3 separate regions of the Homo sapiens genome follow, and all the other regions are linked to region 3. Evidence: chromatin loops called from intact Hi-C (ENCODE). Cell type or tissue: gastrocnemius medialis. All regions are shown on one strand.

Region 1 (2,500 bases), 130 kb after region 3:
AATAATTACCTTGGGCCGCACATAAAATACACTAACGATAGCTGATGAGCTTAAAAAAAAAAAAAAAGAAAAAATTCATACTGTTTTAAGAAAGTTTACAAATTTGTGTTGGGCTGCATTCAAAGCCATCCTGGGCCACATGCGTTAGACAAGCTTGGTCTAAGGGATATAGCTTTATTTTTTAAATAAGAGACAGAGTCTTGCTCTGTGGCCCAGGCTGGAATGCAGTGGCCTGATCATAGCTCACTGCCTACCACAAATTCCTGGGCTCAGGTGATCCTCCTGCTTCAGCTTCCGAAGTAGCTGGTGTACCACCATGCCTGCTAATATTATTATTATTTTCTTGTAATAGAGACAGTGTCTCACCATCTTGCCCAGGCTGGTCTCCAACTCTTGGGCTCAAGTGATCCTCCTATCTTGCTTTCCCAAAGCGCTGAGATTACAGGTGTCAGCTACCATGCACAGCCCTATGTAGCCTATTTTGAACTAATAATCCTCAGTTCTGTGCCTGTAGTTGCTGACAGAGCCAACACTTCACAAGTGTTGGCTTCTGAAGTGTGTTTGTCTCTTGCTTAAAGCAAACTCGGTACAACGTGATCTGCACTTACAAAACTAATAACAAATTAATAACAAATTAGATCTCTGCTCCTGTTACCAATGACCAATATTCTATGTGCAAGAGAGCATAAGTAGAAGGAGACAGACTTTTTCCAAACAAACAGATCCCTTGAGCAAATGCCCTTTAAACTTTAAAATAACAACCCCCTTGGGTTGTGCAGGCCTTTAACTTTTCAGAGAGCTTTAAGTACCTTAACTCTTCTTATTTTATTAAAACACCCAGGTCATGGGTTGGTTTTTTTTCTTTCCAAGTTAGTTAAATAAATAAGCAATTATGACGCAGCGCCACATGGCCAACAGCTTTTAGCTTATAAACATAGAGTTTGAAAAGCAGTACTTAGAGGCCAACTTGGTTGGCTGCTGCCGGCAGGAGGGAGCCGAGCTGTTCCCGGCCCAGATAACACTTAAAGGGCCAGGCAGGCCCTCATGCATGCACATTTGTCTACATCCAGGGAGCTGTTTTTTTTCTGATGCAACATGAATTTCAGTGTGGTTTTTTTTTTTTTTAAGTGCCAAATTGTGAGCTCCTGATGGCCAGCCACTTGTGTCTTATAAGCCTCCACAAAGCCTGGTGCAACTCCTTGTATGTCACAGACATAGACATGTTTGCTGACAAATTGTTTGTATTTTATGAGCGTTTATAATGGCCTTTTAAGTAAGTGACGTTTTAGAGTTTGCTGAATGAAGAGTGATTTTTATTTAGTCTCAGAGGCACAGTTGTTTGGTGTGGTTGGTTTTTTTTGGCCACCCCTCCCCCAATCTATCTCTAATTTTAAGATGTGATTCACTAGGAAAATATGATTCTGTTAATTGAATTCATTTTATAGCCAACTTTTCAGGAACCTATCTATTTCTGTAAAGTGAGAGCCACTTGTAAATGTACCGTTTGGTGCCAGCACTCAAATTTTCCCTGACTCAGTTGCTCCAGTGGTGTTTAAATATCTTCCCATAAATCAGGCAGCCAGCGCTCCATACTTATTTACTGGGTCTTGTGATTCAGCCCAGGATCCTGATAGTGATCTTGGATGGGTGATATAAATAGACTAGGATTTGCCAATGGCTATTTTTATCAGGGAAGCTTTCTAAGTTGATTTCTTTGAACCCAGAACAACTTCCTCCCTCTGGCTTCCCCTGTTTTCCTCCAAGACTAGGGAGATCCTTTCTTTATTCTGCCCGCCCATCTTCTGCCCCTCCCCCAGCCAGCTGGTGTCTGCAGAAATTAGAAGGAAGGTACGTGCCTGACACAGAGTTGCCTGAAATCATATATCTTTACCCCCTTTCAGGATCATCTTTCTTTCATCCGGCCCAAGAATGGCACCTTCCCCGCCCATCAGGCCACCTGCACTCAGGAGTCGGCTGCCTGTCCTGAAATAGATCTCTACCAGCTCTCAAGCAGAACAATTCCTTGCATTCATACTTGAATGTATAATTTGTGTTATTACCTCTTATTTGTCTTTGTAAGTTTGTCCCTGCCCCAGTTTAAAAAAAAAAAAAAATCTGAGTTACTGCTACTGAACCAAAGGGCCTCATTCGAGGTCTTCTTTCTCCCCACCCCCTCCCCCATCCCAGTGATACAGATGCTGCCTTGTCTGGTCAGGCCTTCAGGGAGGATGTCCTGACCCCCTCAACCCCCCATCTCCAAAGCTGTCCCCTCGCTCTTTGTGCAACTCGCCGCCCACATCCAGCACAGTAAAAGCAGGCTGTCAGCTGGGAGAGGCTCGCCTTGGAGGACTGTCCTTTCTTTACATCCTCTTCCCAGGGCTTCATGCTGCAAAACAGCACATTCTCAACATGAAACAAAAATGGATTCTGTTTTCTTTTTCACCTAGTGTTTTTGGCCATACTGTTCTTGGCAGTCAGACTTCCAGGCTTGGGGTAGAAT
Region 2 (2,500 bases), 89 kb after region 3:
CAACAAGAGTGAAACCCCATCTCAGAAAAAAACAAAAACAAACAAAAAAAACTGATGGCTTCTTAACCCTATCACTTCTGCAGATTCTTTGGTTTCTCAGGAAGCCAAAGAGATAGCATGGGGCAGTGGTTAGTAACAACTCTGGAGTCAGACCAACCTGAGTTTAAATTCACTACTTATTAGCTGGGAAGTCTTTGAACAACTCACCTAACCTGTTGTTCTCATTTTCCTAATCCGTAAAATGGACATAAAATATTACCTCAACCGTAATTTGTTTTGTTTCGTTTTGTTTTGAGATGGAGTCTCCCTGTGTCGCCCAGGCTGCAGTGCAATGGTGCGATCTCGGCTTACTGCAACCTCCGCCCCCCAGCTTCAAGCGATTCTTCTGCCTCAGCCTCCCGAGTAGCTGGATTATAGGCATCCACCATCGTGCCTGACTAATTTTTGTATTTTTAGTAGAGGCGGGGTTTCACCATGTTCGCCAGGCTGGTCTTGAACTCCTGACCTCAGGTAATCCACCTGCCTTGGCCTCCCAGAGTGCTGGGATTACAGGCGTGAGCCAATGCGCCTGGCCCTATTTTTTTATTCCTTTGTCCTGTTTCCTATGTGGGACTTATCACCGTTTGGCATTATTATTTATTTGTGTTCTGTCTACCACCCCAGCCCCACTCAAATATAATCCCCATAAAGGCAAAGACATTATATGTCTTATTTACTGCTTTATATGTCTTGCCTAACAAAGTAACTGGTACATTATTGTTACTTAATATTTTTACCTTTGAATTTTTTTGCCAAAATAATACAGAATTAGAAAGAATTCCTCCCCCAGTGTCATGGCTAAATTTATATACAGTAGCTGACTTGGAAACTGGGCAGAGTTGTTTTGCGTTTGGAAATACTGGTGTTCTTACAGTTGAGTTTCTATTTCCAAAAGATGCTTACTCAGCCTTTGATGGCACAGTTTGACTTGTGACATCAGAAGGTTGACAGGCAGAAGTCTGAGTCAGAAATTCAGCTATAGAAGAGCGTGACTTTCATCCCTGCTCGCCCTTTGAGGTATGGCTGGACACAGCTCAGAAAGGTCTTGGATTTCAATTTGTCTAGGAAGGTATTTAGCAAATTATTTTTACCATTTGGATTTTGGTACCAATCACCCGAGGAATCTGCAGTCTCTGCGTAAGTGAAGAATGAGAATGGAAGGGGTAAGTGGAGCTAGTGGGAGAGCACAGGCCAGCCCGCCACTTCCCTGGAAGAACTGATGGCTTTTTCCAAGGCCTGGATCATGCCTCGCCTATCCTCCTCCCCACTCCATGTCCCCAGTCCATCCTCTGACTTTTATTTACTTACCACCTTGGAAGTCATAAGATTCTGAAGTTTTCCACAGCTGCTGGGACTTAGGCACTGGGCCACTGAGGACAAGCTGACAGGTCAGTGTTTGGGCTCTGGATTTCACATCATTCATTAGCCCTCTCGATCCCCACAGAGAGGGACGTTCATGCTATGAACTGTGTCATGGAGAAAACACAGCCCTAGAAAGAGGAACTCTTGATCCCCCACTACTTCATTCTTTCAAGCCCTGTGACCTGTTCCTCTAAATGCCTGTGGGACCACAGGTGGGCTTGGGATGGGGATGCTTCCTGAATGCCCAGGGACTGTACGCAAAATGTTACGTGTGTGTATTATGGGCAGCCAGGGAGGCTCGGTTTCATCAGACTCTCAACAGATACCATCTTTGGTCTAAAATAGATTTGGAACCATGACCCTGAGTGGACCTAATGTATTTTTGTAATGTTTGTAGACTGCACATTTGCCCCTCTGGCCCTCCAGGCTGTGTGTGGGCAGATTGAGGATGGAAAAGCTGAAGCGGTGCACAGCTGCCCAATCTTGTTGGGTTGTTGCATGATGGCTCTCTCATCTCTTCTTGAGTTTGCTTATTTACACAATTAAGCTAGGCCCATTGTGAATCAAGTCCTGACCTGTCAACAGAAGATGAGATGGTTGAAGAGGGTAGCAGGCAATTCTGTGAACAAAATATAGCTATAGATCTGGCTTTAAGAGTAAAATAAGGCCGGGTGCAGTGGCTCATGCCTGTAATCCCAGCACTTTGGGAGGCCGAGGCAGGTGGATCACCTAAGGTCGGGAGTTCAAGACCAGCCTGACCAACATGGAGAAACCCCATCTCTACTAAGAATACAAAATTAGCCAGGCGTAGTGGCGCATGCCTGTGATCCCAGCTACTTGGGGGGCTGAGGCAGGATAATTGCTTGAACCCGGGAGGTGGAGGTTGCGGTGAGCTGAGATCGTGCCACTGCACTCCGGCCTGGGCAACAAGAGCAAAACTCCACCTCAAAAAAAAAAAAGTAAAATAAAATCATGCCACCAACAAACCTACCTATTAGTCCACTGATTTTCTTTCCTCTGTGACAAAATGTTCATCTCCATACTCTTAAAGGAGTGATGATACACTTGGCCTTTCACCTGAGGAAGTATAGGATGGGAG
Region 3 (2,500 bases):
GCGCGGTGGCTCACGCCCGTAACCCCAGCACTTTGGGAGGCTGAGGCAGGCAGGTCACCTGAGGCCAGGAGTTCAAGATCAGCCTGGACAACATGGCAAAACCCCATCTCTACTAAAAATAGAAAAAACTTAGCTGGGTGTGGTGGTGGGCGCCTGTAATTCCAGCTACTCGGGAGGCTGAGGCAGGAGAATCACTTGAACCCAGGAGGCAGAGGTTGCGGTGAGCTGAGATCACACCACTGTACTCCAGCCTGGGCGACAGAGTGAGACTCCATCTCCAAAAAAAAAAAAAAAAAAAAAAAATTGCTGTAGGCATGTTTTTCCAGGTTTGATTTTTTTCCAGAGAGAAGTATGCACAAACAGTTAACACTGTTACAGTGTGAGCATCAGGATGGAGTTATCCAAAACTCAAAAGAAGCCTTTTTCTTTAAATAGTTTGTCAAATTGTTTGTTTTTCGGGGGGTGGGGGATTTGAGGGAGAGGGCATGGTGTTAATAGGATGGCTAAACGGTGGTGGATCGGGTCTTCTGTTCTGTTCAAGTGAGAGTGTTAAAGTTGTGAGAAGACCTAGTGTTGAAGACAAACGCTGTGGTATTCTGAGAGGGAGGGAAGCAGAGAAGCTCAGGCCGGGGGCAGGTTCACATCAGGAGGTCCATTTTTGAGTCTTGGCTCCATTACTTACTGTTTACCTGAGCCAAGTTGCCATTCTTCCTGAGCCTGAGGTTTTTCAACATAAAATGGGGAATTTGAAAGGTCAAATAAATTAATTCATAATATTTGTGTTGTCTGGTTTATTATAAACGTTGAGTCCTATGGAGAGTTTAGAGATGTTACCATTCATATTTTTATGATATATAGAACAGCTTAAAGCTCCCCCTTTGGTGTAAGTATAGTATATACAGGTATAATGTTCTGAATAAATTACTTCAGTTATAGTTTGTGAAACCTGATTATAGCTGATACTCTGGAAATGTAACTCAGTTGTAGTCCAGAATTTTATGCTCAAGGTGGTGCTGTTTCCCCATAAATCTGATGATGTTTTACATTTTATCTCTATCTGTTCCAAATCAAGCAAATAACTGGATATATGTCTAGGGCCATTTCGGCCTTCCACAGTCCCCCAAGCCATCTTTCCTTGTGAGACCCCACCCAAAATCATGTCATAGAAATGTGTATTTACCCCATATTCACTAGAACACATGTGGGAGCTTAAGAGTTGAGTATACCAGTGGACCTGTTCAACATTTTGGAAGACATTTGTTAAAAAATACTTTAGATACTACAGCTTGCTTTTTGTATTTTAGAGTCAGTTTGTTTTTAGGTCAGAAATATTTGAAAAGCTTGTAAGCCCTGGCTCCTAATGGAATAAAGGACCTAATATAGTTCTTCTGCAAACTGATTACGTTACAAGGGAAAATACTCATTTCGAACTTATTTTTGCTCATAATCTCTTTCCGGGCCGCCATATTAATCATTTCCTACTTGTTGTCAGAAACCAGACGTGCATTTCATAGATGTGGTCGTTGTGTGTTTGATGTGAATTGTTTTGTTTTGTTTGTTTTTAGATCCGGGGATTTCTTTCACGGTTTGATAATGTCCTTCCCGTCAGCCTGGCATTTGACAAATGTACAGCTTGTTCTTCCAAAGTAAGTCATTTTGTATTGGAGGGACTTGTTTTTAAAAGTGAGCGGGTCAGCATTTGACCGCAGCCTCACCAGCTGGAGCCCTTGAAACCAACTAAGGGCTTTTTGTGGGGGAAGGGTGGGGTCTAAACCCTCAGAAAGGACTTTGTTTTCATGGATCTGTATTCATTCTCACAGTGGTTTAAAACCAGCCTGAGAAAATGTGTAGGGAGACTGAGTTAAAATATTTCAACTCTGTATCAATACTTGCATCATGCTAATTTTGTCTTGAATTTGAACTTTACTGCTCTTTGTTCCTCCCCAGAGGGTTCCCTCCTAGCCAGGACCCTCATAGAGCAATTTTTTAAAGCGTTACTCTGAGGGTGAGGCGGCCCTGGCTATGCATCTTCTGCAGATCCACATAATTACAAAGAAAAAGTAAACAGAGATTAGGGGCCTGGATGGGGAGCCACTAAAAGGGCCCCTTCAGCTTTGATCTTTCCAGAAGCTCTAAAAATAGAGCTGGTATGTTAGCCATCGTAATGTGAAACGGCTGATATATCTCAAAACTACAGTGATGGCATCTCGTGTTTTAATAGGCTTTCGGATACCATCTGAGTGATTTTTACATGCACACTGTATGTGATAGCTGATTTCCTTTCAAGTGTTCCTTTCAGCCTTCTGCTGCCCAGCGACTTGACCTGGGCTTTTAAGGCTCATGATTGCTGATAAGTAAAGATTTTCATGTTGAAGTGCTATACAAAATAATGTTGGTGACCACTAATCCCCAACTGTGGCTTCTCAGTTACAATTTGGAACTATTTTTCGTGTAGCCTTCGTCTGTCTGCCACTGTGGAAGAAAGAGAATTCTAGGGATG

Evidence for each region. A loop is a pair of places that touch in the nucleus more often than their neighbours do. Peaks named below come from ENCODE experiments on the same cell type or tissue, not always from the same donor. Only the 100,000 strongest peaks of a DNase experiment are listed, where the experiment ranks them.
Region 1: a loop joins it to region 3, with 4 times the contacts of the local background. A loop is called at or near these places in 10 of 110 quality-filtered maps.
Region 2: a loop joins it to region 3, with 6 times the contacts of the local background. A loop is called at or near these places in 10 of 110 quality-filtered maps.

The regions. Positions count from the first base shown.
Region 1 is chr3:11,508,284-11,510,783 of GRCh38, forward strand. All of the region lies in intron 20 of ATG7 (autophagy related 7), which reads left to right. Among named protein-coding and RNA genes, the nearest start is that of VGLL4, 130 kb to the right of the region's middle. In gastrocnemius medialis, a CTCF peak has its summit at 991; DNase peaks (open chromatin) are centred at 998, 1,643 and 1,899; H3K4me3 peaks cover 539 bases; H3K27ac peaks cover 2,500 bases.
Region 2 is chr3:11,467,102-11,469,601 of GRCh38, forward strand. The region is part of intron 20 of ATG7 (autophagy related 7); the gene reads left to right. Among named protein-coding and RNA genes, the nearest start is that of VGLL4, 180 kb to the right of the region's middle. In gastrocnemius medialis, no CTCF peak of the experiment used is centred here; a DNase peak (open chromatin) is centred at 970; H3K27ac peaks cover 2,133 bases.
Region 3 is chr3:11,378,407-11,380,906 of GRCh38, forward strand. It overlaps ATG7 (autophagy related 7), which reads left to right. Exons shown (of 21, transcript NM_001349232.2): 19 at 1,566-1,646. Among named protein-coding and RNA genes, the nearest start is that of ATG7, 110 kb to the left of the region's middle. In gastrocnemius medialis, a CTCF peak has its summit at 1,001; no DNase peak of the experiment used is centred here; H3K4me3 peaks cover 552 bases; H3K27ac peaks cover 2,098 bases.